Regions from separate parts of the Homo sapiens genome. Here region 1 is linked to region 2. Evidence: chromatin loops called from intact Hi-C (ENCODE). Cell type or tissue: endothelial cell of umbilical vein. All regions are shown on one strand. Links, peaks and the distances in the headings refer to the core of each region. The heading gives the core; the rest is flanking DNA.

Region 1 (15,964 bases), core at 5,830-10,829, 160 kb before region 2:
TCTCACTAAATAGTCTTCAAAAGCACAATCTTAATGCCGTGAAGTATTCCATTGCATGGCTATGCGGATTAAATTAATTTCCTACTGGAGGCCGTTTGTTTCCCATTTTTACATTACAAATAAATCAGTAATTAAAATCCTTGATAATTCTGTGTTTTTGAGATAAATGCACTTTTCGAGTTTAAAACTGCAAACATGCAAACCTAGAATCTCTGTTTATAATTACTCAACCAGGAAAGCAGGTGCTTTCCTCAAGTCAGAATTCAGAAGTCCTACATTGAGATGTAGATTACTACTGTTAGGTAGGTCTTAACCCTCATCTCAGTGAAGAATGCAGTAGCAAAGGAGGAAACAGTTTTGAGGAAGTTCTGAAATATTACTGGAGCCTGGGCATGGTGACTCACACCTGCGATCCTAGCACTTTTGGGAGGCCAAGGCCAGAGGATGGCTTGAGCCCAGGAGTTGGAGACCCAGCCTAGGCAACATAGAGAGACCTTGTCTCAATTTAAAAAGAGAAACATTACCGAGCCTTGCCTGAGTTTCTGTGGTTCCAAAGTCCAAGTTCTTTCCATGACACCAAGGCTGCCAGTAGTTGACCAACTCTGTTTAAAGTGCTTATCTCATGTTAATAGCTATAGGTCAGCACCACACCACCACTGAATGTCCTTTTTTTTTTTTTTTTTTTTTTCCAGACAGGGTCTCGCTCTGTCACCCAGGCTGGAGTGCAGTGGCGCCATCTCGGCTCACTGCATCCTCCTCCTGGTTTCAAGTGATTCTCCGGCCTCAGCCTCCTGAGTAGCTGGGATTACAAGTGTGTGCCACTACACCCAGCTAATTTTGTTTGTTTGCTTGTTTGTTTTGTTTGGTTTGTTTGTTTTGTAGAGATGGGTTTTCACGTTGTTGCATAGGCTGGTCTCAAACCCCTGAGCTCAAAGCAGTCAGCCCACTTTGGCCTCCCAAAGTGCTAGGATTACAGACATGAGCCACCACGTCCAGCCCCAAAACAGAGATTTAAAAAAAAAAAAAAAAAAAAAAGACAGATTTTTAAAAACTGCCCCCCATACACACACTATGTATGTTTATTTCTGTAAATATAGTTTAAGTAGGAGTTACTTAGGGGGACTAGTGGCCGTTATGGTGGGCTAGCTCCCCAGACACCCCAACCCTTCAGTGTACTTCCAGTTCCTACAGGCCAAGAACCTCATTTTAGGAAGTCCCCACCCAAGGTGTGATCTCACCAGAGCAAGTACAGTTCTGCTCAGTGTCTGTCTCCCCCTTGCTCAAGGAGTAGCGCCCTAGGTGAAATGCATGGCCCATGGAATCTGTCCAGATCCCTGACATTTTTTCATGCTCTCTACACTTGTGCTGTCTTAGTCCATCTGGGCTGCTACAACAAAAATACCTTAGAGTGGGTAATTTAGAAACAGCAGAAATGTATTGCTCACAGTTCTGGAGGGTGGGAAACGCAACATCAAGGCACCAGCAGGTTAGGTGTCTGATGAAGGCTCCCTCTGCTTCACAGATATCGTCTGAGTCCTCATATGGCCAAGGAAGGAACAAACAGACACCGCCCCCCCACCAGCCTTCCTTTTTTTTGAGATGGAATCTCACTCTGTGCAATGGCACAATTGCAGCTCACTGCAGCCTTGACCTCCCATGTACAAGCAATCCTTCCAACTCAGCCTCCTGAGTAGCTGGGACTACACACATGCACCACCACACCTGGCTAATTTTTGTATTTTTTGTAGAGACAGGGTCTCACTATGTTGCCCACGCTGGTCTTGAACTCCTGGGCTCAAGCAATTTGCCCTCCTCCACCTCCCAAAGTGCTGGGATTATAGGCGTGAGCCACTGCACCTGGCCACCAGCTTCTTTTCTAAGAGCATGAATTCCATTCCAGAGGGTTCCGCCTTCATGACCTAATCACTTCCTAAAGGCCTCACCTTTTAATACTATAACATTGAGGATTAAGTTTCAACAAATGAATGGAGTGGGGACAACAACATTCCCACCATAGCAGGCCCCTTCTCCAGAAAACACCCTCCACTTTCTAGAACCACCAGGATGGTTAATATCCAAGGAGATTCCATTTCCAACCAGCAATCACCAGCGACTCACATCTGCCCGACTGGGGGAGTGGGACATGGGGCACACGAGGCAAGCCCACACAAGCCTTGCTGCGTGCTTTTTCTCCAGAGCCCTTTTTCTGACTATAGGGTCAAAAATAACACCTGAAGCGCCTGGCCCAGAGCAGCAGTGCTTCGCTGGCAATAGGCATTCGATAAATGATGTTTTTTTCTCTTGGGCCTTATCTGCAAAATTATTAAGTAAGCTTTTATTGTCTGCCAACCAGACAGGAATTTCCGGTTCTAGAAATGAGAAGGCTGAAAGAACACAGCCCCTGCTCTCAAGAAACTCACAGTCTAAGGGAGCCAGTAAAATGACAGATTATTACAATGTTGACAGTTTGACAAGTGCTGGCAGATAAAGAAATATTCACTTGGTTCCTCCAGATCCCAGAGAAAGCTCCTAACCCAGTGTGGGGAATGGGGTGGGGGTTCGGGAAAGGAGTTCAGAGGAGGTGACACCTGAGTAGAGTGTTAGGAGGTGTTAGGAACCAGCCTATTCGGAGGAGGGGAGAAGGTTCTCCAGGCAGAGGGCAAGGGACTTAGGGCCAGTTGCCCCAGCAAGCTAGGATGGGGGGTGGAGGGTGCAGTGGGGTAGAAGGGGTAGGAAATAGGGCTGGCCAAGGAGGCAGGGGGCCAGAAATTGAGATTTTACCCTGAAAGCAATGGGGAGCCAGAAAATAACCACCTAGAGGGAGTTTGGGAGGGTTGGGGAGGCTCTGGTGGTGCCCCTGGGGTAGGGTTCCAGCTTTAGCAAATAAAGATGCAAGGCAACCAGTTTGAGCTTCAGATAAACAACAAACCTTTTTTTTTTTTTTTTTCAAGACAAGGTCTGGCTCTGCACTCCCAGGCTGGAGTACAGTAGTGCGATCTTGGCTCGCGGCAACCTCCACCTCCCAGGCTCAAGCCATCCTCCCACCTCAGCCTCTCAAGTAGCTGGGACTACAGACATGAGCACCACCACGCCCGGCTAATTTTTGTATTTTCTGTGGAGACAGGGTTTTGCCATGTTGCCCAGGCTGGTCTTGAACTCATGAGCTCAAGCAATCCATCCGCCTCACCCTCCCAAAGTGCTGGGACTACAGGCATGAGCCGCTGCGCCCGGCCAAACAATATTTTTTCATATAAGCATATCCCACTGCCCCATATAATATTTGGAAATACTTGTACTAAAAAAAAGTACTCATTGCTTATCTGAAATTCACATTTAACTGGTTGGTTGTATTTTTCCAGCAACACTACCTAGGAGGAAAGTGGAGTCAAGTCCATGGCTGCAGGAAGAGGGGTGGAGGAGTGAAAGGGATTAGACTGATGTTTATTTTAGGACTGGATGTTATTTTAGGTATTTTAGGACTAGCTAAAGCTTAGTGATTGGTGGGAGGGGGTGGTGGCAGCCTGGAAGGGGTGGGCCCAGGTGGAACCTGAAGGACATGGGCAGGAAAAACTTAATTGGAGCGGTGGATCCAGAGAACTTTCTCTGTTGCCACCCTCCAGCCCAGCCCCAGGACTCCACTAATTGGTCCTCCAAACCCTTCTCATAGCTGCCTGGTTACCTAGCATTTAATGTGTTACTCTACCCATGCATTGATCACTAACTTTCTGAAAGAAGTTGCCTTTTTTCTGTTTTTCTTTTTCTTTCTTTCTTTCTTTCTTTTTGAGATGGAGTCTCACTCTGTCACCACGGCTGGGGTGCAGTAGCATGATCTCGGCTCCCTGCAACCTCCGCCTCCTGGGTTCAAGCGATTCTCCTGCTTGGCCTCCTGAGTAGCTGAGATTACAGGCGCCCACCACAATGCCCAGCTAATTTTTGTATTTTTAGTAGAAACAGGGTTTTGCCACGTTGGCCAGGCTGGTCTTGAACTCCTGGCCTCAGGTCATCCACCTGCCTTGGCCTCCCAAAGTGCTGGGATTACAGGCAAGAGCTACCGCGCCGCCCGAAGTTGCTTGTTTTCAGAGGACGTATTTACTGAATTGAGGCATTGAACCCAGCCTGAGGTGAAAGTGCCTGTTTCTCCCCACTGGAGGGCAGAGACAATGTCTCATTCACCCCTAGGCCTGGGCACGGCCCTGACCCAGCATCTGTTGAATTGAATGCCAATGTTCCAAAGTGGGATGGAGGGAGCCTCTCAGGCTTGAATGATAGATGTGTGGGGGATAGATAAGGTAGGGGTGGGGTATGGGGGCTCCTCCCCCTTAAAATTGGCCTTATTATTCATAAACATTATTTAACACTTTCCTAAGGAAATAGAGAGTGGAAAGAATGGTGGATTTGGATGTCTCAGAAGTGAAGTTTTGTTCCAGCTTTGGCACTAAAGGACTGTGAGGCCGGGGGCCCATCTCTCTACTTAGAAATCACACTGTGGCTGGTCACAGTGGTTCATGCCTGTAATCCCAGCACTGTGGGAGGTCAGGGGGTGGATCACCTGAGGTCAGGAGTTAGAGACCGGCCTGGCTAACATATAGTGAAACCCCATCTCTACTAAAAATACAAACAATTAGCCAAGTGTGGTGGCGCATGCCTGTAGTCCCAGCTACACCGGAGGCTGAGGCAGGAGAATCGCTTGAACCTGGGAGACAGAGGTTGCAGTGAGCCGAGATCATGCCACTGCTCTCCAGCCTGGGCAACAGAAAAAGACTCCGTCTCAAAAAAAAAAAAAAAAAAAAAAAGAGAGAAGAAAAGAAATCACAGTGGCTCACGCTTGTAATCCCAGCACTTTGAGAGGCCGAGGCGGGCAGATCACAAGGTCAGGAGATCGAGACCATCCTGGCTAACATAGTGAAACCCCGTCTCTACTAAAAATAGAAAAATTAGCTGGACGTGATGGCAGGCGCCTGTGGTCCCAGCTACTCAGGAGGCTGAGGCAGGAGAATGGCATGAACCCGGGAGGCGGAGCTTGCAGTGAGCCGAGATCACGCCACTGCACTCCAGCCTGGGCAACAGAGGGAGACTCCATCTCAAAAAAAAAAAAAAAGAGAGAGAGAAATCATACTGCATTTCTCTACCTCCTGTGACTTCTGGCGCCTTCCTCAGTTGAGGTCATCTAGGTGAAAGGCAGTGAGAAAGGCACATGGCGGATGTTGATGGTGACTGAAACTGCTGTAACTGGAAGTGGGTGGCACCATGAGGAAGCCAGGCCACGGAACCAGCCTGGCATCCACCATGCTGCAGGCAGGGCCAGCGAAATGCTTTCCATTCTTCCCTGACCCTCAGAGTCACCTGAGCTGCTTGTGAAAACATGCACGTTCCCTTGGGGATACTTCTTTCCAGACCTGTGAATCAGAATCTTCAGTGGAAGCATAAACAAACGCTCCCCAGGTGAATCGCCAGCCACACCAGCAAGCTTTGGTGATAGACAGTCCTGGGTTTGAATCCAAGTTCAAATGTCTTTGGTGGCTTTGTGACCTTAGGCATATTACTTAACTGCTGTGAGCCTTGGCACCTTATCTATAAAAAGGGTGGTAATAATATAGGGTAGTTGTAAGAATGAAAAATAGCAGTTGTCAAATGCTTGGGGCAGAGTTAAAATGTTCATTGTTATTGTTGTTTGTGAGATAGAAGCCCAGTGATTCTCCCAGTGATGAACACAACCTCCTTTCACACTAAGCAGGGCCTGGAGGGATGAACTTGCCCGAGCTGGGAGCTCAGCAGGGCCAGGCTCCAGCTGTGCCCTTACACCCTGCCCTCTCGCCATGGACCTCTGCCACCTCTGCCAGCCAGAATACCGGGGGATTCTCAGCTTTCAAGCCCCTCTCCTCGTCCATCTTGGGCTTCATTCTCCCACTCTCTTGCCCCCCACCTAGGAAGCTCCTCCTCATAGATACTTGCTTTTGTCTAAACAACTCTACTCCCCAAGAAAAGCCAACAGCGATTTCCTCTTATTCCCAACCCACGATATTAGCTGCCTGAGAACCTCTCCTTACCAATAACTGCACCCCCTCCATAATCTCAATTTCAGGCACCCCACACTCTGACCACCATCTATTTTTCCAGCTCTGTGACCGTGATTTGACAATTCTGTGACCATATCAGGATCAACAATCTATTCATCTTACCACCTGTTCCTTTATTTTATTTATTTATTTTATTTTATTTTATTTATTTATTTTGAGACTGAGTTTCGCTTTTGTCACCCAGCCTAGAGTGCAATGGCAGTGCAATGGCGCGATCTTGGCTCACTGCAACCTCCGCGTCCGAGGTTTAAACGATTCTCCTGCCTCAGTCTCCTGAGTAGCTAGGATTACAGGCACCCGCCACCAGGCCCAGCTAATTTTTGTATTTTTAGTAGAGATGAGGTTTCACCACGTTGGCCAGGCTGGTCTCGAACTCCTGACCTCAGGTGATCCACCTGCCTCAGCCTCCCAGAGTGCTGGGATTACAGGCGTGAGCCACCGCACCCGACCTATTTGTTTATTCATTTATTTTTGAGACAGGGTTTCGCTCTCACCCAGGCTGGAGTGCAGCGAAGCAGTCATGGCTCTCTGCAGCCTCAGCCCCCTGGGCTCAAGCCATCCTCCCACCTCAGCCTCCCAAGTAGCTGGGACCACAGGCACACACCACTGCACCTGGCTAATTTTTGTAATTTTTTTTTTTTTTTGAGACAGAGTTTTGCTCTTGTTGCCCAGTCTGGAGTGCAATGGTGCCATGATCTCAGCTCACTACAACCTCCACCTCCCAGTTTCAAGTGATTCTCCTGCCTCAGCCTCCCAAGTAGCTGGGATTACAGGCACGTACCACCACGCCAGGCTAATTTTGTATTTTTAGTAGAGATGGGGTTTCTCCATGTTGGTCAGGCTGGTCTCGAACTCCTGACCTCAGGTGATCCGCCCGCCTCAGCCTCCCAAAGTGCTGGGATTACAGGCGTGAGCCACCGCGCCCGGCTAATTTTTGTAATTTTTTGTAAAGATGGGGTCTCCATATGTTGCCTAGGCTGGTCTCAAACTCCTGGGCTCAAGTGATCCACCTGCCTCAGCCTCCCAATGTGCTGGGATTACTGGAGTGAGCCACCGCGCCTGACCACCACCTCTTTCTTATCTCTCACATCCTCACTTTCCTCCTTGACCAGCTTGGATTCCAATATTATAATTACTCCTTTGCATGCAGCCTCAACTCTACCTTATGGTTCTCAGCAGCAAAATCTCAACTCTGCACCCACATAGCCAAAAGTGAGGGTAAAAACATGCAACGGTCCTGACTGATCTCGCTTTAAGTTCATGCACACTAACTTGTCCATTCATACTAACACACCCATCCTAGGCAATTACTCCACACTTTCTACAGTCCCTTCTGAACTCCCACACCTCCTCTGCAGCCTCACTCTCAGCCTCGACTTTGCTTCCTATGTCTCTGAGCAAGCAATCAGAGAATTGCTGCCTATATCACCACTTGGATGTCTAATAGGTGACTGCTTCTCAAACTTTAATGTGCAAATAGATCGCTTGGGGTTCATGTTAAAATGCAGATTCTGCTTCAGTAGGTTGAGAGTCTACATTTTTTTCTTTTCTTTTCTTTTCTTTTTTTTTTTTGAGATGGAGTCTCGCTCTGTTGCCCAGGCTGGAGTGCAGTGGTGCGATCTCAGCTCACTGCAACCTCCGTCTCCTGGGTTCAAGAGATTCTCCTGCCTCAGCCTCCCAGGTAGCTGGGATTACAGGCATGCCCCACCACGCCCAGCCAATTTTGTATTTTTAGTAGAGATGTGTTTTCACCATGTTGGTCAGGCTGGTCTCGAACTCCTGACCTCAAGTGATCCACCCACCTCTGCCTCCCAAAGTGCTGGGATTACAGGCATGCACCACCACGCCTGGCCATAGGTGAATTTTTAATGGGATTTTTAAATACTAAGTCTTCAAAATCTGGTATGTATTTGACACAGCATATCTCAATTAGGATGTTACTTTTTCATCAGAAATATAGGATCTGTATTTAGATCAAATCTGAAAAGTGTTTGTAAAATGTACATACTTGAGTGTTTTCCAATAACTGAAATAAGCATCAAGGTTTATTTTATTATTGTTTTATTTTTAGAGTAAAATGAAAGCAAGTTTATTAAGAAAGTAGAGGAATAAAGAATGGCTACTCCATAGACAGAGCAGCCAATGTTTAGATTTAAGTTTAAATGAATTAAAATTACATAAAATTAAAAATTCAGTTTTATAGTTGCACTAACCACATTTTATGTGCTCAGTGGCAAGTGGCTAGTGGCTACCATATGAAACAGCACAGATCTATAGCGCTGGTCATTGACTTAAGGGGGAATTCTGGGGGTCAGGGTCTAGATCGTAATTCATCTTGGCCAGATGCCTAGCCCAGGGCCTGCACTCAGTACTTTCTGCTGCGTTCCATTTACTTTTAACAAGTCAAAAACTGACATCTAGGAAGCGGTTGGAACAAGCCACAATCAGTTCCCAGACATGACCACTAGGGGGCAGAGTCTGACTAGCACTGTTTGGCTAGAAAAAGGGAGCCTTGGCCGACGCAATGGCTCACACCTGTAATTCTGCATTTTAGCCAGGCCCAGGCAGAAGCATGGCTTGAGCCCAGGAGTTCGAAACCAGCCTGTGCAACATAGTGAGACCCATCTCTTTAAAAAAATTAAAACATTAGCTGGGCATGGTTGTGCGTGCCTGTAGTCCCAGCTACTTGGAAGGATGAGGTGGGAGGTTGGCTTGACCCCAGGAGGGTCAGGGCTGCAGTGAGCTGTGATTATGCCACTCCAGCCTGGGCAACAGCCTGAGCTACCATCTGTCTCAAACAAACAAACAAAAACGGGAGAAAAGAAAGGGGCCAGGACTCAACCCCAATACCATTAAGATTTATTTAACAAGCATTTATGAGGGGCCAACTGTGTGCCAGACCTGTGGGGATACAGAAGTAAATAAAATACAGCCCCCGCTTTCTTGGAGTTTACAGTCCAGTAGGGAAGGCAGGACAGATATTAGCAACTCATCTCATAAGCAAAGGTATCTTTACAAACTGTAATACATGCACTTAAGGAAAGCTGACTCAGTGCCCTAAAAGAGTGGCACCCAAGGCAGGGAGCTGTGGCTCACGCCTGTAATCCCAGCACTTTGGGAGGCCGAGGCAGGCAGATCACCAGGTCAGGAGATCGAGACCATCCTGGCTAACACGGTGAAACCTGTCTCTACTAAAAATACAAAAAATTAGCCAGGCATGGTGGTGCGCACATGTAGTCCCAGCTACTCGGGAGGCTGAGGCAGGAGAATCACTTGAACCCAGGAGGCAGAGGTTGCAGTGAGCTGAGATAGCGCCACTGCACTCCAGCCTGAGCAACAGAGTGAGACTGCATCTCAAAAAACAAAAACAAAAGAGTGGCACCCAGGCACCTCTTATGTTGGCAGAAGGTGGCATGAAAGAGTAGCTACAGAGGGGATGGGCCGTGGGGGGTGGTGGACAATGGTGCTGTGACCCTTCTAAGCAGAAGGATCAAGCTATGTGAAGGTGTGGAGACACCCCTGAAGCTGAAAGAGCTTGGCATGTTCCAGAAACTTCCAGGAGAGTGGTGTGGCTGGAGAGTGGTGGGCACTGGGGCATGGCCCAAGAGGAGACTGGGGAGGTGGCAGGGGCCAGGTCTACAGAGTCTCAGGGCCTCTTTAAGGACTTCAAATTTCAGCCTAAAGATATCAATGAAAACATTCAAACTCTGTAAAATATTTGAAGAAATTTATTCTGAACCAAATATGAGCGACTATGGCCCTTGACACAGCCCTCAGGAGACCCTGAGAACACGTGGCCCAAGGTAGTCAGGGCGGGGGGACAGGGGCGCAGAATGTATGTGTGTGTTGAAGGGAGCTTCCAGGTTATAGGTAGATTTAAAAATTTTCTGATTGGCAATTGATTAAAAGAGTTACCTAAAGGCCTGGAGGTTTTTTTTCTGTTTGTTCGTTTGTTTGTTTGTTTGTTTTATGGAGTCTCACTCTGTTCCCCAGGCTGGAGTGCAGTTGTGCCATCTTAGCTCACTGCAACTTCTGCCTGCCAGGTTCAAGTGATTCTTCTGCCTCAGCCTCCCAAGTAGCTGGGATTACAGGTGCCCACCACCATGCCCAGCTAATTTGTTTGTATTTTTAGTAGAGACAGGTTTTCACCATGTTGGCCAGGATGGTCTTGAACTCCTGGCCTCAGTGATCTGCCCACCTTGGCCTCCCAAAAGTGTAATCCTTGGGATTACAGGTGTGAGCCACCAGCCCAGCCCTGAACCAGTCTTTCAGGTTAACTTTGGAATGCCCTGGCAGAGGAGGGAGTCCATTCAGATGGCTGAGGTGAGGGGGCATTGAATTTTATTTTTGGTTTACAAAGGAAGCCATTGAGTGATTTTGAGCAGGGCTGGGACATGGGACATGATCTGGGTGGTATTTTAGGAGAATCACCCTGGCTCTGAGCGGTGAATGGGTTGAGGGAATGGAGCCCGAGAGCAGGAAGGCCTTGAGGAGCCACCTTGGCTACAAGATGAAAGGTGGTGGCACCAGCCCCCACCCTGAGGTGTCAATACCCCACGACCCCCATCCCAGACCTGCACTTCTTTTTTTTTTTTTTTTTTTTTGAGCAGAGTCTTGCTCTGTTGCCCAGGCTGGAATGCAGTGGCATGATCTCGGCTCACTGCAACCTCTGCCTCCTGGGTTCAAGCGATTCTCTGCCTCAGCCTCCTGAGTAGCTGGGATTACAGGTGCCCACCACCATGCCCAGCTAATTTTTGTATTTTTAGTAGAGATGGGGTTTCACCATCTTGGCCAGGCTAGTCTTGAACTCCTGACCTCATGATCCACCTGCCTCAGCCTCCCAAAGTGCTGGGATTACAGGTGTGAGCCACCACGCCCGGCCAGACCCGCACTTCTTTGGTTTCATTTGGCTGGTTTCCGTTTGCTCTCCACATCCCCCTCCGTCTTCTCCACCCTGCTTGGAGCTGGTCCTATGGACACCTCAGTGGGCTCTTGGTCCTCCAGCTGCAGCTGAGTTTGGCAGTGGAGCTCTCCAGGAGGAGATGGCAGCAGAGGTGGAGGGTTTGTCTCCTTCTCCCTCCCTCAAGGCTCACCCCAGACTGGCTTATCCCTCAACCAGTGGTCACAGCCCCTATCAGTTGGGCCTGTCCACACAGCTCTGTCTTTGTTTTTTGTTTTTGAGACAGAGTTTCGCTCTTGTTGCCCAGGCTGGAGTGCAGTGGCGTGGTCTCAGCTCACTGCAACCTCCCAGTTCAAGCGATTCTCCTGCCTCAGCCTCCCAAGTAGCTGGGATTACAGATGCCTGCCACCATGCCTGATTTTTTGTATTTTTAGTAGAGACAGGGTTTCACCATGTTGACCAGGCTGGTCTGGAACTCCTAACCTCAGGTCATCCACCCGCCTCGGCCTCCCAAAGTGCTGGGATTACAGGCATGAGCCACCGCACCCAACCTGTCTTTATGTTTTATAACAGCTCCCTTCCTGACCCTTCAGGCCCAGGGGTGGCGACAGTGTCACTAGCCTGGAGAACTGTTTCCAGCACCTGCCGGTAGCCTTGCAGAGCACTAAAACTTAACTTCTCTCAAGCTCTCCTCAGCTTTCCCAGTTTGCCTGTGTCATCTGTTTCCCAGCAGACACTGACACATGTTTTCTACCCAGGCTGGTTACAGAGGATCAGTGGAAAGAGCATGGAATTGGGGGTCAAATAAAACCATAATTGAATTTGGGTTTTGTCGCCTGTGATGGTATGAGTCATTATTCTCTCCAAGCCTTCGTTTGTTCATCTCTAAAGTGGGGCGACTGGCCGGGCACAGTGGCTCATGCCTGTAATCCCAGCACTTTGGGAGGCTGAGGTGGGTGGATCACTTGAGGTCAGGAGTTCGAGACCAGCCTGGCCAACATGGTGAAACCCCATCTTGGTGAAACACAAAAATTAGCCAGGCGTGGTGGCGGGCACCTGTAGTCCCAGCTACTCGGGAGGCTAAGGCAGGAGAATCACTTGAACCTGGGAGGTAGAGGTTGCAGTGAGCTGAGATCGCGCCACTGCACTCCAGCCTGGGTGACAGAGCAAGACTCCATCTCAAAAATAAATAAATAAATAAAGTGGGGCGACCATCACCTTCCTTATAGAGTCGTGACAATGAAATCCCACGTGCAAGGGCTGTGCGCAGGCCTTGTGCTCAGTAGACAGTCTACACTCGGTTGTTCTGTTCTTCCTTCCCACACAACAGAACAAACATTTATCACACTGCATGCATCAAGCCCAGTGCAAGGTGCTGGGGATGAGGGAGAGACAAACAAGTGGAGGCCGCCATTTTTTGCCTACAGGGAGAGCTCAGTCTTGTTTTTGCCTGTTAGTTTGTATGTTTGTTTGTTTCTGAGACAGGGTCTTACTCTGTCACTCAGGCTGGAGTGCAGTGGCAAAATCATAGTTCACTGCAGCATCAACCTCTGACCTCAAGCAATCGTCTTGCCTCAGCCACTCAAGTAACTGGGACCACAGGTGCATGCCATGTCTGGCTATTTTTTTTTTTAATTTTTTGTAGAGGTGGGGTCTCACTGTGTTGCCCAGGCTGGTCTTGAATTTCTAGACAATTTTCCGATCCATCATCCCGCCTTGGCCTTCCAAAGTGCTGGGATTACATGCATGAGCCACCACCCCCAGCCCAGAGGTCAGAGTCTTGTAAAGAAAAGGCTATGGCTCCTCTGGGTGTGCCCCCTTCCGCCCCCACCATAGCCAAACCATTCGTTTCTGTTTGGCTGTGAGATGACATTTTTTCCAGGGTCTGGAGTTAGAGTAGTGACCAGGCAGTGCAAATAATTGTGGTAATCAGAAAAGCCTTCGAAGAGGAGGTTGAATTTATTTTTAGCCTTAAAGAAACTGGACTAAAAGGAAAGGCATTATCAGCCTCCTTGAGAACTGAACTCATTCTCCTCCCTCCTCTGTTGAGAGCTGCCAGACTCCCTAGATTGAGAATTGGACCTTCATTAGTTATGGTTACTCCTGGAAGGGTATCACATCCCCGGGGGCATGGTAGGGCTGGAAGGTACCTGGTATCTTGAGGAAGCTGCCTAAAAGGATTTCTCCAGGTGGCATGGGGCAGAAATCTAGGATAGTGATCAGGGCAGGCTGGCAGACGGGACACATGTGGAGGGGAGCAGCAGGAACGCCACACACTAGAGAACTGGGCTGAGACCATGTCGCTAAAACAAGGGATGCAAATTTGATTGTGTAGACACTGGCTTTGAGCAGGGGGAGCCCCTGCTTGAAACTGATGGCTAGGGGCTGCAGGTGCCTGCAATGGGCCAGGCATGAGGACCCAAGGGCCTGATTTGGGATGATGCAATGGGAAATGGAGGCAAAGGTCACACCCTCTTATCATTTCAGTCATAAAATATTTACTTGAGCACCCACCAGGACAGATGCTGATGTTGCAAGAATGAGATCAATAATATCAAGGAACATGTGTGGAGTACTTGAAACGGCCCAGGCAAGGTGTCCTTTCTCTGGGTAATCACGGTTAATCCTCCGAGTAGCTCCATGCAAATTACCAGTCCCTCGTGGAGAGAAAGAGAATGAGGTTTGAGTAGATTAAGAACATTGCCCCAAGGTGCAGAGTTCCTAGTGGAGCCAGGGTTCTAAGCTGGTCATTCCAAGTCTAGCACACAACCCCCAAACCCGATTCCACTCCCTCCCCGACAGTTCACCCTCCTTACCCACAAGGCACTTGAAGTGTTATGGGGCAGCGCCAGGAATTACTGCACAGCCTAAGGACCATCACAGAGACATGTGTGCAATGAAGTGTGCAAGTCATTACCTAGGCCTAAGAGATGCCCTCACCCAGGAGCTAGGTGTCGGGATTGGTTTGTTTGGTCATCTGACAAACACAGATGCTTCCTAACTTATAGAGTGGTTACATCCCAATAAACTCATCCTAAATTGAAAATATCCTAAGTGGAAAATGCATTAAATACACCTAAACCTACCAAACATCATAGCCTAGCCTAGCCTGCCTTAAACATGCACAAAACAATGACATTCGTTTACAGTTGGGCAAAATCATCTGGAAACACAGATGATGCCGTTGGCCAAGTTGGCAGACCTGAAGGAGAGGGTTGGGGTCACATGAGGATGAGGAGGTAGCTTTGGACAAATCAAGTTAAAGATCCCGTGTGGCAGCAGTCCCCAGCATTTTTGGCACCAGGGACCAGTTTCATGGAAGGCAGTTTTTCCAGGGACTGGGGGAGGCAATGGGGTTAGGGGGGTTCGGGATGATTCAAGCGCATTACATTTATTGTGCACTAGATTTCTATTATTATTACATTGTAATATATAATAAAATAATCATACAACTCACCATAAGGTACAATCAATGGGAACCCTGAGCTTGTTTTCCAGCAGCTGGATGGTCCCATCTGGGATTGATGGGAGACAGTGACAGATCATCAGGCATTAGATTCTCATAAGGAGCATGTAACCTACATCCCTCACATGCGCAGTTCACAATAGGGTGCGAGCTCCTATGAGAATCTAATGCTGCTGCTGATCTGACAGGAGGTGGAGCTCAGAGGGTAATGCAAGCAATGTGGAGCAGCTGTAAATACAGGTAAAGCTTTGCCTGTCCTGCTGTGTGGCCTGGCTCCTAACAGACCAAGGACCAGTATAGGGTTGGAGGGAAGCGGTTGGGGACCCCTACCGTGGGGCATCCAAGGGAGGCTCTTGTGGACATTTCTCCTTTGAAGTAATGAGTATACAGGTGGTAGCCTGTAAGTGGTGAATTTAGAGCTAGCAGAAGGGGAGCTTGTCAGAGAGGGGAGAGGAGAGCCAGAGAGACTGTGGCAGGGAAGGCAGAGGAAAAAGGCATGCTCCATTGTCATAGCTGCCACCCAGAGGTTCAGTGATAAGGGCTGAACAATGACAAATGGGTTTGACCTTCAAGGGGACAGCGCCAAATTAGGATGGAGCAGTACAGGCAGGGGCCCAGTTGAGTGGCCTGAGAATGGACGTGAAGTGAAAGGTAGAGACAGCAGAGAGGACTACTTTCTTTGTTTTAATAAAATAATAATTTTAAAAATTAAAATACTAATATGTTTTCATTATAGAAGATCAGAAAATATTTTAAAAGCACAAAAAAATAATAAACAAATGGTACCCCATGAGTCAATCAACCAAAGATTATGACTGGAAGCATTTTAGATTTTTTTTTTTTTTTTTTGAGACAGAGTCTCACTGCACATCACTCAGATGTGCAGTGGTGCCATCTCGGCTCACTGTAACCTCTGCCTCTCAGATTCAAGTGGTTTTCCTGCCTCAGCCTCCTGAGTAGCTGGGATGATTCAGGCACCCGCCACTACACCCAACTAATTTTTGTATTTTTAGTAGAGACGGGGTTTCACCATATTGGCCAGGCTGTTCTCAAACTCCTAAGCTTGTGATCTGCCCGCCTCAGCCTCCCAAAGTGCTGGGATTACAGGCACGAGCCACCGTGCCCAGCCTTAGATTTTTTTTAATCCATTTTTGTTTACAGAGGTACAATCGTATCAGTTATTCAAAATTTACCCAGTTTTGTGTCCTATTTTTTTCTCCACTACTTTCTTTCTTTCTTTTTTTTTTTTAGACGAGTATTGCTCTATCACCCAGGCTGGAGTGCAATAGCATAATCTCGGCTCACCGCAACCTCCACCTCCCGGGTTCAAGCGATTCTCCTGCCTCAGCCACCTGAGTAGCTGGGATTACAGGAGCTGCCACCACCCCTCAGCTAATTTTTGTATTTTTAGTAGACAGGGTTTCACCATGTTGGCCAGGCTGGTCTCAAACTCCTGACCTGAGGGGATCTGCCTGCCTCAACCTCCCAAAGTGCTGGGATTACAGGAGTGAGCCACCGTGC
Region 2 (15,964 bases), core at 1,368-6,367:
CTCGGCAACAAGAGTGAAACTCTGTCTCAAAAAAAGAAAAAAAAAAAATTAAAAAATTAGCTGGGTGTGGTGGTGCACGCCTATAGTCCCAGCTACTCAGGAGGCTGAGGCACAAGAATCACTTGAATCCGGGAGGCAGAGGTTGCAGTGAGCAGAGATCACGCCTCTGCACTCCAGGCCCTGGGCAACAGAGCATGACCCTGTCTCCAAAAAAATGAAGACATGGAAGAACCAGGAACCAGGTACCTCTGAAACTGGGGGATAAGGAGGGGATAAAATAAAGATTAGGTAAAAGCTGTTTGAGAAACAGATTCCTACATCTACTTCTTCCAGCTTCCTAACTCATGGACTTCTAAAACCTGGTCCACATATTAGTTCTGCCAAATGCTACGACATGTGAACCTTATGCTACTGAATACACTCACTCATGACTGCCCACTGACTGCCCCAGAATAAGCTCTTGAAAATTCACGGGGAAACTGAAGCCACATTATGTTCTTCTAGGAGTCGTAACAGTGGCAAAATTATAATTCTTTCATTAAACAGATGATAGATTGTTCTTGCTAATTTTTCAATATTAAAAAACATATTGTTAGAGATATGGGTATAGATGACAAAAATTATTTTGAAAAAAGCAAGCTGAAGATGAATACAAATGTTAGAATAGTGGTTTCCTCTGGGAGGAAGACAAAAAGGAGAGATATAAAGGTTACTTCTAAGGTTCTATTTCTTTACCTGGGAGGTATTCAAATTTGTTATCAAAAAACACATTTTAGCTTGTAATCTCGGCACTTTGGGAGGCTGAGGAGGGTGGATCACTTGAAGCCAGGAGTTCAAGACCAGCCTTGGCCAACATGGTGAAACCCCGTCTCTACTGAAAATACAAAAATTAGCTGGGTGTGGTGGCACAACCGCTAATTCCAGCTACTCGGGAGGCTGAGGCATGAGAATTGCTTGTACCCAGGACGTGGAGGTTGCAGTGAGCCAAGATTGCACCACTGCACTCCAGCCTGGGTGACAGAGTGAGAGGCTCTCCCCCACAATAAACACACACACACACACACACACACACACACACACACACACACACACACACACACACTTTCTTTATATGTTCTTCTATGTGTGAATGGTAATTTTACCATTAAAAAAATGTAATTAAAAAGATCTCCACACCTTGAAGACTTAACTCGGTAGCTCTTTTGAGGTCATCATCTTCTTTCTGTTCCCAAGCCTCCTAAAGGGAAAAGAACAAAAACTAAGGTATTTAAAGAGGTACTGATTAAACTTACTTAATGAGGATAAAATCAGTTTCTCTGGAAGCATTTGCTAAGAATGCTTTCTATAACCTTATGGATGTTTGGAATATTACCTTTTGAGGAATGTGGGGAAGTTCTTTACTTTTTTTTTTTTTTTTTTTTTTTGAGACGGAGTCTCGCTCTGTCCCCCAGGCTGGAGTGCAGTGGTGTGATCTCGGCTCAATGCAAGCTCCGCCTCCTGGGTTCACGCCATTCTCCCGCCTCAGCCTCCCAAGTAGCTGGGACTACAGGCGCCCGCCACCACGTCTAGCTAATTTTTTGTATTTTTAGTAGAGATGGGGTTTCACCATGTTAGCCAGGGTGGTCTCAATCTCCTGACCTTGTGATCCGCCCACCTCGGCTTCCCAAAGTGCTGGGATTACAAGTGTGAGCCACTGCGCCCGGCCCACTCCAGTATTTTTTAAGATTTTTTTTTTTTTTTTTTTTGAGAGGGAGTCTTGCTCTGTTGGCAGGCTGGAGGGCAGTGGCACGATCTCGGCTCACTGCATCCTCTACCTCCCAGGTTCAAGCGATTCTCCTGTCTCAGCCTCCCGGGTGGCTGGGACTACAGGTGCGTGCCACCACACCCAGTTAATTTTTTTTGTATTTTTAGTAGAGATGGGGTTTCACCATGTTGGCCAGGATGGTCTCGATCTCTTGATCTTGCAATCTGCCTGCCTCAGCCTCCCAAAGTGCTGGAATTACAGGCATGAGCCACCATACCCAGCCCATTCCAGTATTTTTAAAGCTCCCCAGTAAATTTGAATGTGCAGTTAAGATTAAGAACCACTGATCTAGAGAAATTAGATTTCTTTTTTTTTTTTTGAGACAGAGTCTTGCTCTATAGCCAAGGCAGAAGTACAGCAGTAGCGTGATCTTGGCCCACTGCAACCTCCACCTCCCGGGTTCAAGCAATTCTTGTGCCTCAGCCTCCTTACTAGTTGAGAATACAGGCGCACGCCACCACAGCAGGTTAATTTTTGTATTTTTAGCAGAGACAGAGTGTCACCATTTTGGCCAGGCTGGTCTAGAACTCCTAGCCTTAAGGGATCCACCCACCTTGGCCTCCCAAAGTGCTGGGATTACAGGCGTGAGCCACAGTGCCCAGCTTAGATTTCTTAATCTGATTATCTGATGAACCCAAAGCAGGCCTCAAACAAGTACTAAACCTACCCATTCATTCTAGGGAGTCTTGGTAAATTTTTACTAACATGACTTGGATTGCACAGGATTAGATAACTATGAAAAATCAGACCTGTAAGTCAGATCCTGTTGCCTATAAATCTGATATTTCAGGTGACTGTAACAGTGGAAAACAAATGGCATAAACTGAACATTGAAGAATAGGTTACTACATAAAGAAAAGAGCAAGGGCTGGGGGCAAATAGCTCATGCCTATAATCCCAGCACTTTGGGAGGTTGTGGTGGGAGGACTGCTTAAGCCCAGGAGTTTGAGACCAGCCTGGGCAACAGTGAGACACTGTCTTTACTAAAAATAAAAAAATGAGCCGGGCATGGTGGATGCTCCTGTGGTCCCATGTACTTGAGAGGCCTAGGCAGGAGAATTGCTTGAGCTCAGAGTTTGAGGCTGCAGTGAGGAATGATCAAGCCACTACATTCCAGCCTGGGCAACTGAGCAAGACCCTATCTCAATAAATAAACAGGAAGACAGATAAATGTTCTAATACTAAAATCTGAAAATTAGATTTTAGAAAATATTTGTGATAATTCTATGTTCAAATAATTCATAAAAAATTTATATTCTTAGAAAATAACCAAAACAAATACATTGCCTTAAAATACAATTATAAAATCATGGTGTTATACTGGTTGTTTCTACAGCTTGCAAAATAATGCTGGACTGGGAAGCCAGGCATGGTGGCTCACATCTGTAGTCCTAGCACTTTAGGAGGCCAAAAGGGGAGGAGTGCTTCAGTCCAGGAGTTCAAAACCAGCCTGGGCAACATAACAAGGCTCTGTCTCTAAAAAATTAAAATAGAAAATAAAAATAAAAAGAAAAGAAAAAAATAAATTTGGACTAGGAATAATCTATAATACCCCATCCTGTTTTAGCAAGCAATGAATTATAGTTATGAAAGGTAACCAACAATACATTTTATTGCATTTGGATTGTCAAAAAAAGAAACACTACCCACGTACCTGTTTCAAACCCAGGCTGGAGTGCAGTGGCGTGATCTCAGCTCACTGCAACCTCTGCCTCCTGGGTTCAAGCGATTCTCCTGCCTCAGCCTTCTGAGTAGCTGGGACTACAGGTGTGTGCCACCATGCCTGGCTAAGTTTTATATTTTTAGTAGATGGGGTTTTGTCATGTTGGCTAGGCTGGTCTCAAACTCCTGGCCTCAAGTGATCCGTCCGCCTCAGCCTCCCAAAGTACTGAGATTACAGGCATGAACCACCAAACCCTGCCTCAAACAAGTCTTTTTTTTCCCCAATGACTTACTCTATGTAAATCATCTGGAACAATGTCTGACACATAGTAAGTGCTCAACACATTAGTTATTATTATTATATTTCTCAGGAAAGGTAAGTACAGAGAAAGTAGCAATATAAATATCTCTTACTTGCTCTTGAAGGCTCTGAGCCAGTGCCTGCTGAAGCTCTTGCTCTTCCCTTTCACGCTCCATATCATACTGCTGGAGCCAATCAACTTCTCCCTGAGATCCTTCTGGAGTTTTGTTTTCTTTATTCTCATCACAGTCTTTAGTTATCTCAGTAAAACTGGCAGGATCTGAGGAAGCAGAACATAACATTAATTTGGAAAATCCTAATAAATGGAAATTTCTGAACTAGAGTGACACCTACTGTTCATAAAGCAATTTACCCTAATTTCATCTATAATTTGCTTAGGACATACAATTTCACCTTACTAGATCTACGTCAGGGTTGATCAACCTAGAGCTATTGACATTTTGGGTGGGACAAGCTTTTGTTGGGGTGAGGGGAGAAGAGTATGTCCTGTGCATTGTAGAACGTTTAGCAGTGTTTCTGGCCTCTACCTACTAGATATTAGTAGCATCCACCCTCTACAGTTGTGATAACCAAAAATGACAGACACTACTATATGTCCTCTGGAAGGCAAAATTGTTCTTGTTTGAGAACAAATGATCTACAGTGATGGTTCTAAAAGTTAATTAATCATCAGAAACACACTATGTAAAGATGGGGAAGAAAAAACAGCCATAGGTCATAGTGTCACTTGACCAAGTACTGGAAATAAAATATTTTTAGAGCAAATGAAGTAAGAATTAGGCCAAAATGATCAAGCTACTATTGAGATTTTCCCCATTCTTTTTTTTATTTTTTGGGGACAGTGTCTTGCTCTCTCACCCAGGCTGGAGTCCAGTGGCACTATCTCGGCTCACTGCAATCTCTGCCTCCTGGGTTCAAGCAATTCTCATGCCTCAGCCACCAAGCAGCTGGGATTACAGGTGCACGCCATCACACCTAACTAATTTTTGTTTTAGTAGAGATGAGGTTTCATCACATTGGCCAGGCTGCTCTCAAACTCCTGACCTCTGGTGATCTGCCCGCCTTGGGCTCCCAAAATGCTGAGATTACAGGTGTGAGCCACTGTGCCTCGCCGATTTTCCCCATTTATTACACTGTATGTTGAACATGTGTTTAAACATTAATAATCAAACAAGCATTGTATATATCTAAATCAAGAGTGTATGGCAATATACAGTGTGTGTTTAAAACATTCAGGAAGGTAAGAAATCCCCTCCCCCCTCCTCCCTTCCCCCTCCCCCTGCCCAGGCTGGAGTGCAGTGGCTCACTGCAACCTCCACCTCTTTCAGGCAATTCTCCCGCCTCAGACTCCTGAGTAGCTGGGACTACAGGCGCCCGCCACCATGCCCAGCTAATCTATATCTATCTATCTATCTATCTATCTATCTATCTATCTATCTATTTTTTTTTGAGATGGAGTTTCGCTCTGTTGCTCAGGCTGGAGTGCAGTGGCGCGATCTCGGCTCACTGCAACCTTTGCCTCTAGGGTTCCAGCGATTCTCCTGCTTCAGCCTTCCGCGTAGCTGGGATTACAGGTGCACGCCACCACGCCCGGCTAATTTTTGTATTTTTAGTAGAGACGGGGTTTCACCATCTTGGTCAGGCTGGTCTCGAACTCCCGACCTTGTGATCCGCCCACCTCAGCCTCCCAAAGTGCTGGGATTACAGGCGTGAGCCACCGTGCCTGGCCTAATTTTTGTATTTTTTAGTAGAGATAGAGTTTCACCATGTTGGCCAGACTGGTCTTGAACTCCTGACCTCAGGTGATCCACCTGCCTTGGCATCCCAAAGTGCTGGGATTATAGGCGTGAGCCACCCCTCCCGGCCTGTTCCTTCTCAATTTCTAGACTACGGCTAGCTAAAATAAACAGAATAGTTATGATTTTTTTCTGGTTATCTGAATTGTTAGAGCAATAACATTTCATGTTTTTTTTGTTTTTTTTTTTTTTAAGACTGAGTCTTGCTCTGTCGCCCAGGGTGGAGTGCAGCGGCACAATATCCGCTCACTGCAACCTCCACCTTCTAGGTTCAAGCGATTCTCCTGCCTCAGCCTCCCGAGTAGCTGGGATTACAGGTGTTCACCACCACACCTGGCTAATTTTTTATATTTTTGGTAGAGATGGGGTTTCACCATGCTGGCCAGGCTGGTCTCGAACTCCTGACGTCAAGTGATCCGCCCACCTCGGCCTCCCAAAGTGCTGGGATTAACAGGCGTGAGCCACCATACCCGGCAATTTCATAATTTTTGTATTATTATTATTTTTTGAGATGGAGTTTCGCTCTTGTTGCCCAGACTGGAGTGCAAGGGCGTGATTGTGGCTCATTGCAACCTCCACCTCCCGGGTTCAAGCAATTCTCCTGCCTCAGCCTCCCAAGTAGCTGGGATTCTCCTGCCTCAGCCTCCCAAGTAGCATGCACCACCATGCCCAGCTAATTTTGTATTTTTAGTAGAGGCGGGGTTTCACCATGTTGGTCAGGCTGGTCTCGAACTCCTGACGTCAGGTGATCCATCAGCCTTTGCTTCTCAAAGTGCTGGGATTACAGGATTGAGCCACCATGCCCGGCCCACGATAATTTTCAATACAAATACAAGCGTTAACTATATCAAACATTACTAAAGTAAACCTCCTCATCAAGAAGTATTTAACTGGCTAACGAGAATTACCTTTATATACTCATGCTATACATACTGTTATTGAGTTTGTATACGCTCTTTACCTGCCCTAGTACTGTATTTTATCTTATTTTATTTTTTGAGACCGACTCTCACTCTGTTGGCCAGGCTGGAGTACAGTGGCACAATCTCGGCTCACTGCAACCTCCAACTCCCGGGTTCAAGAGATTCTTATGCCTCAGCCTCCCAAGTAGCTGGGATTACAGGCGTGTGCCACCACACCCGGCTCATTTTTTATTTTTAGTAGAGACAGGGTTTCACCATGTTGGCCAGGCTGGTCTTGAACTCCTGACCTCAGGTGATCCACCTGCCTTGGCCTCCCAAAGTGCTGGGATTATAGGTGTGAGCCACACTGCGCCCGGCTCCTAATACTGTATTTCTCTGTGGCACAGGTAACCCTGAAGCTTACAGCATCCTGGCTTTAGATTCTAAGTCAGCAACTAGTTAGCATTTTGAGTTGTACTGAATTGCTGAGTGAATATTTATTAAAAGAGGAAAAGAGACTCAGAATTTATTTGGTGGAAAAATCCCAATTGTTCAGAAAAATTATATTACAGATAATCCCAATTAAACACACAAAAAACAATTATCCTAGAGATGTCAATAATTTCTTCCTTTCTTCTATTATTGGAGAAACAACCCTTGCCATGGCCTAGAAGGGGCAGCTTGGAAGTCTACATGACCCTGCCTGTCCCTCCTACCTACGCCTGCTGAACTGGGAATGGATTATTTGACTCAACCAATCAGATTATCTGTTTTGGAAATTTGGAACTGAGATATACAAAGTTAGCTGATGATGAGCATTTCAAGTGGAAGGAAGACTTGGGGGTTGATATTGCTATTTTAGAGTATAAAATGAGTATTATTATTTTTATTATCAAAACGTACTCAAAAACGTGACAGAATAATTTTTCTTAACCAATAATTTTGAACACTCAATGATTCAATGTACCTCAGACAATCCTGGATTATACTAGTAACTAATCCATGTGTTAGAAAGGAGATCAAGGAAGTTTGCTTGAAGATGCTAAAGTCAATATACATTTGTCTTCAGGATAAGATTATCAGACAGATACAGAACGTATTTAAAAATCTATGGGGACAAACATGGCCATGAAATAATAATCCACTTTTAAGGACTGTACAATGGATCAAAGGGGATTCATGTGTTTAACTCAACATTCTTTTTTTTTTTTTTTTTTTTTTTTGAGACAGAGTCTTGCTCTGTCGCCCAGGCTGGAGTGCAGTGGCACCATCTCGACTCACTGCAACCTCTGCCTCCCGGGTTCTTGCCATTCTCCTGCCTCAGCCTCCCAAGTAGCTGGGACTACAGGCGACCGCCACCATGCCTGGCTAATTTTTTGTATTTTTAGTAGAGACGGGGTTTCACCATGTTAGCCAGGATGGTCTCGATCTCCTGACCTCGTGATCCACCCACCTCAGCCTCCCAAAGTGCTGGGATTACAGGCGTGAGCCACTGCGTGTGGCCTTAACTCAACATTCTTCCACTGAATATACTGTTTGCTTCTTCCCCACGCCCTAATTGAAACCCACTCTCTTCCTGATATTCTATATTTCAGTGAATAAGATAATTTTCCACAGTTTCTTTTAAAAGACAGATATCTGAGGATCATATGTGACTTCTCCCTCTCATTCACTCCTCACATAAGATAAATTATTATTTCCTAAGCATCTCTTGAATCCATCAACTTTTTTTTTCAAGCCAAAACCTTGGCTTAGGACACCACTAACTTCTTGTTTGGACTACTGCAATAATTTCCTAAGAGGTCTCAAGTATTACTGTTTTTTTCTAACTTCTGTAGCCAGAATGATCTTTTCTTCAAACATAAATCCTTATCAAATAATTGTTTGCTTAAAATATCCAATAACTTCCTAATGCCTTTGAAACAAAAGTCCAAATTCCTAAACATGGCTTCAGGCCATGCAAAAACCAGAGACTACTTAGCTCTCTAGTCTCATCTTTTGCATTTCCCCTTCAACAATATGCTCCAGTCATGCCGATCATTCTGAACTTTCTTTTAGGTCCACTAACTTGCTGTGGGCTTTCTCATTTCTGAGTCTTTGTACACACTATTCCTTCTGGCTAGTGTCTAGAGACTGTAAAACCTTACTTTGCCTTCCTGCCCCTCCTCAGCTGATTCACAAAACAGCCCAACTGTTAAGTCACAGATATTTATTGAGAATCTATGTGCCAAGCACTGTTGTAGAAGTTGGGGATATAGTGATAATTAAAGCAAGATGGTGCCTGCCCTCAAGGACCTTAAGTGCAAAAGCTCTGAGATGAGAATGGCCTTGGCATATTTGAGGGAGGGAGAGAGGGAGGGAGAAAAAGAGAGAAATAAGTACAGATTTCAGGAAGACATCATGGAGACTGAGAAAACAAATAAGAAAGTATTACAAAACTGACTAGTAGCATTTAGTGCCCATTTAAGAGTGTAGTCCTGAGTTTGAGGAAAGTCCACGGAACACAGTTTTGTGATTTTCTTTAGCAATCTTCACCAGCTTGGGTGCAGGTATGGAAAAAGTAGCTAGTTGAGTTGGGAGTTGGGGTTTTGTCAGGCTACTGCGACAGAAGAAAAGAGGAAGGAGATAATTGGCATTTCCAGGAAGTTCACAGATTATATTTGATGATCTAAGTTCACACTTTGAGAAGCACTGGTCTAGGGTAATGACTTCTGTAAGTGGGCAACCAAAATAGGGTAGAAGAAAAGACTTTTGGAATTAATATCAGAAACTGAGAAAACAGGCTGCTGAAAGAAAGTGATCATGACACTTCTTTGGACTGTCTTTTCTACTTAAGCTCTCTAAGTGATCTCATGTATTACTATAGCCTCACAAACTGATGAAATATCAAATTCATATCTCTAGTCTGAATTTCTCCCCTGAGCTTTAAACTTGTATATTGAAATGCCTAGGTGAAATCTCCATTTGCCTGTTTAATTTTTATTCCTCCCTTGTCCCACCAACTGTGCCTTCCTCATATCAGCAAATGGTACCATTATCTATCCAATTGCTCAGGCCAAAAAACATGTCTCCCTTGATTTTTTTTTTCCCTTGGCACCTTTGTGGTGTTGGTTAGAAAGATCAGCTGGGGCTGGGCGTGGTGGCTCATGCCTGTAATCCTAGCACTTTGGGAGGCTGAGGCAGGTGGATCACCTGAGGTCAGGAGTTCGAGACCAGCCTGGCCAACATGGTGAATCCCCATGTCTATTAAAAACACACAAGAAAATTAGCTGGGTGTGGTGGCGGGCGCCTGTAATCCCAGCTACTCGGGAGGCTGAGGCAGGAGAATCACTTGAACCTGGGAGGCAGAGGTTGCAGTGAGCTGAGATCATGCCACTGCACTCCAGCCTGGGTGACAGAGAGAGACTTGGTCCGCCCCAGGAAAAAAAAAAAAAAAAGAAAGATTAGCTGGGATGGCTAGATATCCTCTTTCTTTTGGTGATCTCAAGAGTCTTTCCTTCGCAATGTGATCTCTCCAGCAGGGCAGCCAAACTTCTTACGTAGCAGCTTAGGGTTCCCAAAAGCACAAAAGGGGAAGTTGCCAGGCCATCTTAATGTTTAATCACGAACTTGGCACAGAATCAATTCAATCACATTTTATTGCACTCACATAGCCTTCCCAAATTCACTGTGAAGAGGTCTACACAAGAGTATGCATACTGGTAGCCACGGTTCACTAGATGCTGTCTTTGGAGACTGAGTGTGTATATACACACACTCACACTTTTCTTTTCTATGGAGCCATGTGAATACACTGTAATTGCAGATATTATAATACTTTACCCCAAAGCACGTCAGCCTGAATCTCTCTCTCTTTTTTTTTTTTGAGACAGAGTTTTGCTCTTGTTGCCCAGGATGAAGTACAATGGTGCAATATCGGCTCACTGCAACCTCCTCCACCTCCTGGGTTCAGGCAATTCTTCTGCCTCAGCCTCCCAAGTAGCTGGGATTACAGACATGCAACATCACACCCGGCTAATTTTGTATTTTTGGTAGAGATGGGGTTTCACCATGTTGGTCAAGTTGGTCTTGACCTCCTGATCTCAGGTGATTCACCCACCTCAGCCTCCCAAAGTGCTGGGATTACAGGCATGAGCCACCGTACCCAGCCCAGCCTGAATCTCTTAATTAAAAGCACATTTTCCTACATAACAATTATCACATCTAAGAATATTAACAGTAATTCTATTTATAATTCCAATATATAGCCCACATTCTCATTTCTCCAGTTGTTTCCAAAATATTTTTTGTAGAATTTTTTCTAACCTAGACTCCTAAGGTTACTCACTACATTTGGTTGTCAGGTCTCTTTAGTCTTTAGTCAGGGCCAGTTTTTCTTCTAAAGCCTCCCATTATGGATTTTTCTAGTGTTCTTTTAAGTACAGGCTGTTTTTTTCCCCATACCCCAGAGCCTGGAGACAGGGTGGGTTTCCTCTTTACTACCCACTGCCATTTCCAACTACTCTGTCTCCTTTCAGGCTATAAAAACTGTAGCTCCCTTGAAGTGCATGATATAGGACATTGCCACATATTACCTCTTCCTGTAGCTGTCCCTTTGTTAATTTTAGGAAGTTATAGGACTGGGCAAAGAACTGAAAAGGAGAGCAGAAAGCAGGAAATAAATCAGGAAGGGACAAAAGCACTAATATTAACCAGGGATACCTAAGGGCAGTGATTATAAATGTAGTAAGGGGACTGCATAATGATACTTGTATCAAGAAGGAAAAAAGTAATGCCTGTGTATAAAAACCATCACGTTTTTGCTTCCAGTTAAATGGGGATATACTAATTCTTATTTTACTTGCATGCAAAATAATTCATAATTGAAGAGGTTCCAACTATGAGAATGTAGAAAATAATTTCCTGATATTCTAGTATTCTCTTCATTTCCAAAATCCTATGGCTGGTGTACCTGAAACACATTAGCAATATATAGTTGTCTAGATCTTGGGGCTATCAAGAGAGAAAAATTTGAACTGGTCATAGGAAAAGATAGTAAAAGTTATCTACCTAAAAATTTCAAAACACCCACAGTACAAGGCAGGATGGCTCAGCTCTGTTGTTCCCACTGATAGCTTTAGATAACAAAAAATGAGTAAAAATTACCAAAAAAATAGTATAGCATTTTATGTACAGTCATGTGTTGCTTAATGATGAAGACACATTCTAAGAAATTGCATGGTTAAGTGATTTCGTCTTTGTGCGAACATCTTCGAGTATATTCAACACAAACCTAGATGGTATAGCTGACTATACATCTAGGCTACATGGCATAGCTCCTGGGCTATAAACCTGTAAAGCATGTTACTGTACTGAGTACTGTAGGCAACTGTAACACAATGGTAAGTAGTTGTGTATCTAAATACATCTAAACATAGAAAAAGCAATGCATTGTGCAGGGAATGGAGAACTTGAATTATTTATACCCTAACACCTGGTGTAAATTCAGATATAGGAAAATGAAAGAATTATATGAATTTCTGAAATAGCAGTGGTGAGAAAAGCACCTCAGAACTGACACAAACATATATTAAATGCACATAAGAAGGCTAGTTTTACTAGTGATGTATACCTAAAGGGATATGGCATACTTTACCACTAGTATCTGTGTACTAGTCACAATATTTGCTTCTCATTTTTCAAAGCTTTTTATAATACAGAATGAAAATGCCATCAACCCTGTTATATACAGATCCACTTCACCTCCCTTTATTTGTTTTTATCTGAGAAGGAGTCTCACTCTGTCGCCCAGGCTGGAGTGCAGTGGTGCAATCTTGGCTCACTGCAACCTCCGCCTCCCGGTTCAAGCGAATTCTCCTGCCTCAGCCTCCCGAGTAGCTGGGATTAGGGTCACACACCACCATGCTCAGCTAATTTTTCTATTTATCTCCCGTTATTTGGAGGTTATTTGTCACTACAAAACTTTGAAAGAGTTATGTTTTGTTTCACAGAGGTTTAATCTTCATTAAACCTACCCAGCTCTGTGATTGTTTTGGGCTTCTCAGTTTCCATAGTGTCTGGATTTTCTGGCATTTCTTGAATATCATCTTCTGCAAATCCGGTATCTGGGCTGCTAGTTGGCTTATCATCATCTTCATGACTCAGAGATGGTGAAGCATCTCTCTTACTTATCTCCAAGACAGCTGCTAGAAGCTCTTCTTCGCTCATTCTGTCAAATCCTGAGTTTTCCAATTCAGACTTGTCAGGCTCTATTGGGCATAATTTTGAATCCTGAAGAAGAGAGTTACTTTTAGAAGAAACCAGAATACCTACAAATATAGCAATCTTAATTAGTATTTAAAGTAGCAACTTTATTTCTAAAAAGTTTCCTTTCTTTGATGCTTTGGGTTATTTAACAATCAATAACCAATATATAAACTAAATGGTGAGTCTAACTTTAAAAATAATAAATACATAAGAATACATTATTTTTTCTTGATTGAAATAAGTATATATTTTGTACAAATTTGGAGAATACATAAAAATAATAAAATAAATTCATTCAAAATAGATTACTCAGAGATAATTACTCTAAGTATTTTCAATTTATTTTCTTCCAGATATATATAGATTATACAGTAAATATTCTATCATTATGCCTACTACACCATTATAAATGTTAGCTGATCTTATTAACAATAAATGAGAAAAATAAACACGACATCAAGATTATGTAAAGAAGGCTGGGCGAGGTGGCTCACGCCTGTAATCCCAGCGGTGGATCACCTGAGGTCAGGAGTTTGAGACCAGCCTGGCCAACATGGCGAAAACCCGTCTTTACTAAAAATACAAAAATTAGGCTGGGCGTGGTGGCTCATGCCTGTAATCCCAGCACTTTGGGAGGTCGAGGCCAGCAGATCACTTGAGGCCAGGAGTTCGAGATCAGCCTGGCCAACATGGATAAACTCCATCTCTACTAAAAATACAAAAAAATTAGCCAGGCATGGTGGCACGCACCTGTAGTCCCAGCTACTAGGGAGACAGAGAATCGCCTGAACCTGGGAGGTGGAGGATGCAGCAAGCTAAGATCACACCACTGCACTCCAGCCTGGGTGACAGGGCAAGAGTCTGTCTCAAAAATAAATAAATAAATAAATTAAATAAAAAACCAAAACCCAAAAATTAGGGAGATGTTGTGGTGTACGTCTGTAATCCCAGCTACTCAGGAGGCTGAGGCAGGAGAATCACTTGAACCTGGGGGATAGAGACTGCAGTGAGCCAAGATCGTGCCACTGCACTCCAGCCTGGGCAACAGAGTGAGACTCCGTCTCAAAAAAAAAAAAAGATTATGTAAATATTCAAAAGTTGTTTTCTGGGAGAATTTTGGACTTTCACACATTTCTCATTCAAGTTGAACAACCACAAACTACCTCTGGCTTTAAAGTAAGATAGGAAACAGAACAAAAATAACTACTAAAATAATTCTATTATTTAAAAGGGAGGCTTAAAATAAAATACAGTAGCATAAGATAATGCAAACACCTAGAAAAGCTTAGATCTTCAAAGTATTAACTATCCATATAATTATCTATATATTAATCCAATTAATAAATCCATAATTTAAACAATTAGATTACTTGGTTGCTCTGTTGATGTAAAATGTTTACTACAGTTCCCTCACATAAACAATTGCTACAGGCTGGGAGTAGTGGCTCATGCCTGTAATCCCAGCACTTAGGGAAGCTGAGGTGGTAGGATCACCTGAGCCCAGGAATTTTAGACCTGCCTAGGTCACACAGTAAGACCTTGTCTCTACAAAAAATTTTAAAAACTAGCCAGGCATGGTGGTACATGCCTGTAGTCCCAGCTACTTGGGGAGCTGAGGTAGGAGGATTGTTTGAGCCCAGGAGAACGATGCTGTGGTGAGCCGTGATTACACCACTGTACTCCAGCCTGGGCAACAGAGCGATACCCTGTCTTAAAAAACTGCTACCAAAATAAAGCAAGTAATTATTTGAGGACGAATATGCAAAAGTAGCTTTGAAGGGCAAAAAAAGAAAGTAATTTGTTTAGAACAACGAATTTCTCGTAAGTCTTGATCCATCTGTAAACAGACTGATTTCTGTAGCCAGAGAAGGCATTTTCTTTAAAACTAATTAGTTTGATGATGGTTATGAAAGACATTTGTTTGGACAGTAAGAGATAAACAAATCTTTGTCAGATGTTTTAAGAAAATATTACTTACTTTTTCCAGGTCTTCCTGCTGCTGTTCGTTGCCTAACATTTCACAAAGTCTCTGGCTGAGGGCCACAGAACGTTTTAGCTCATCCTCACTGTCTGAATCAAGGCATAAAGCCAAGGAGCTCTTGGATTTGAAGGTGAATTTCCTGTAATTTAAGGAAAAAAAAAAAAGCCTGATAAACATTTGTCTTTGTTATTCTTTTATTGTAAAAATATCAAAACAAATTGCTTTTCCATTACGGAAAATTACTTAACAGAAAAAAAAGATATATCAAAAGAGGTATATTTCAGCATTACCTTTGCCCCACTCCAAAAGAGCCATGCTTTGAAAACTGGACAACTCTTATGCTACTACGTATCATCAGTAAACTAATCATGTTGTGCCTTTTTTCTTTTAATGATCAACCCCAATGAAATTTGCTATTGTCTTTATAAATTATGCTATTGAATTCATGCAGGCATAGCAATGAATAAATGTTTTTGACAACAAAGTGCATGAAGACTAATTTGTGATCTTTTAAATTATGATCCATGCACTTTAAAAATAACAGTAACATTCCACTTATCCACTTATCTGTAGGTCAGACTTCTGGCAACCTCTACTTTCCAGAACATAGGGATTCCAAAGTAAGAAAAAAGGCTTCTGAGGAAGGCAGTTCCAAAGCCCATGTACTTAGAGGGACCCTTTCTTTCCCAGGAAATGGTGAATAAAATAGTGTATCAAGTTCATCAAGAAATGAGAGCTAAGAAATGAGAAAGAATAACCACAAGAAAGGCAAACAAGAACTATAAAGTCATTTAATGTAAAAGCAAACTATCTTGTAATAATTAAGAGCCTCTGAGGGCAATATCATATTGAAACACAGTGCAATAATTGATACTTAAAATGCTGATTCTAAGTCATTAAGATATACTTAAATTATCCTTAGTTATTTTAAGAATGTAAGGAACAGTGTAACATATTTTAGAAACATTTTCATCCAAACTGTTAAAAATCTTTTAAAAGATAAATCGTTAAAAGGTAAGCTTCAGTTATATAAAAATTCACTTATGTGGAATCCTTTAATGATGCCAGATAAGTAAGGTGTTACTGTGTTGTCTTCTAGGTAAGCCGAAAATAAACTAAAGAAAAAAGTGGTAAAGGTCAAAGAACAAGAACTTTCTTTGATGGAGGTTAACACAAATTCATATGCAATACAAAAAATATATATAAAATGAAAACTAGAAAATACAATTAACCTGAATGTAAAAACTGAAA

What was found. Peaks named below come from ENCODE experiments on the same cell type or tissue, not always from the same donor. Only the 100,000 strongest peaks of a DNase experiment are listed, where the experiment ranks them.
Region 1: a loop joins it to region 2, with 7 times the contacts of the local background. A loop is called at or near these places in 69 of 110 quality-filtered maps.

Annotation. Positions count from the first base shown.
Region 1 is chr2:218,292,915-218,308,878 of GRCh38, forward strand. The region is part of intron 2 of PNKD (PNKD metallo-beta-lactamase domain containing); the gene reads left to right. LOC105373881 (a long non-coding RNA gene) reads right to left here. Exons shown (of 3, transcript XR_923914.3): 3 at 13,456-13,634. Among named protein-coding and RNA genes, the nearest start is that of TMBIM1, 8.4 kb to the left of the region's middle. RefSeq lists enhancers at 1-84, 267-1,113. In endothelial cell of umbilical vein, for the core only: a CTCF peak has its summit at 8,534 (motif pointing right); a DNase peak (open chromatin) is centred at 8,537.
Region 2 is chr2:218,462,130-218,478,093 of GRCh38, forward strand. USP37 (ubiquitin specific peptidase 37) reads right to left here. Exons shown (of 26, transcript NM_020935.3): 19 at 14,711-14,852; 20 at 12,501-12,756; 21 at 3,881-4,047; 22 at 1,177-1,237. Among named protein-coding and RNA genes, the nearest start is that of VIL1, 51 kb to the left of the region's middle. RefSeq lists a silencer at 3,997-4,291. In endothelial cell of umbilical vein, for the core only: no CTCF peak of the experiment used is centred there; a DNase peak (open chromatin) is centred at 4,062.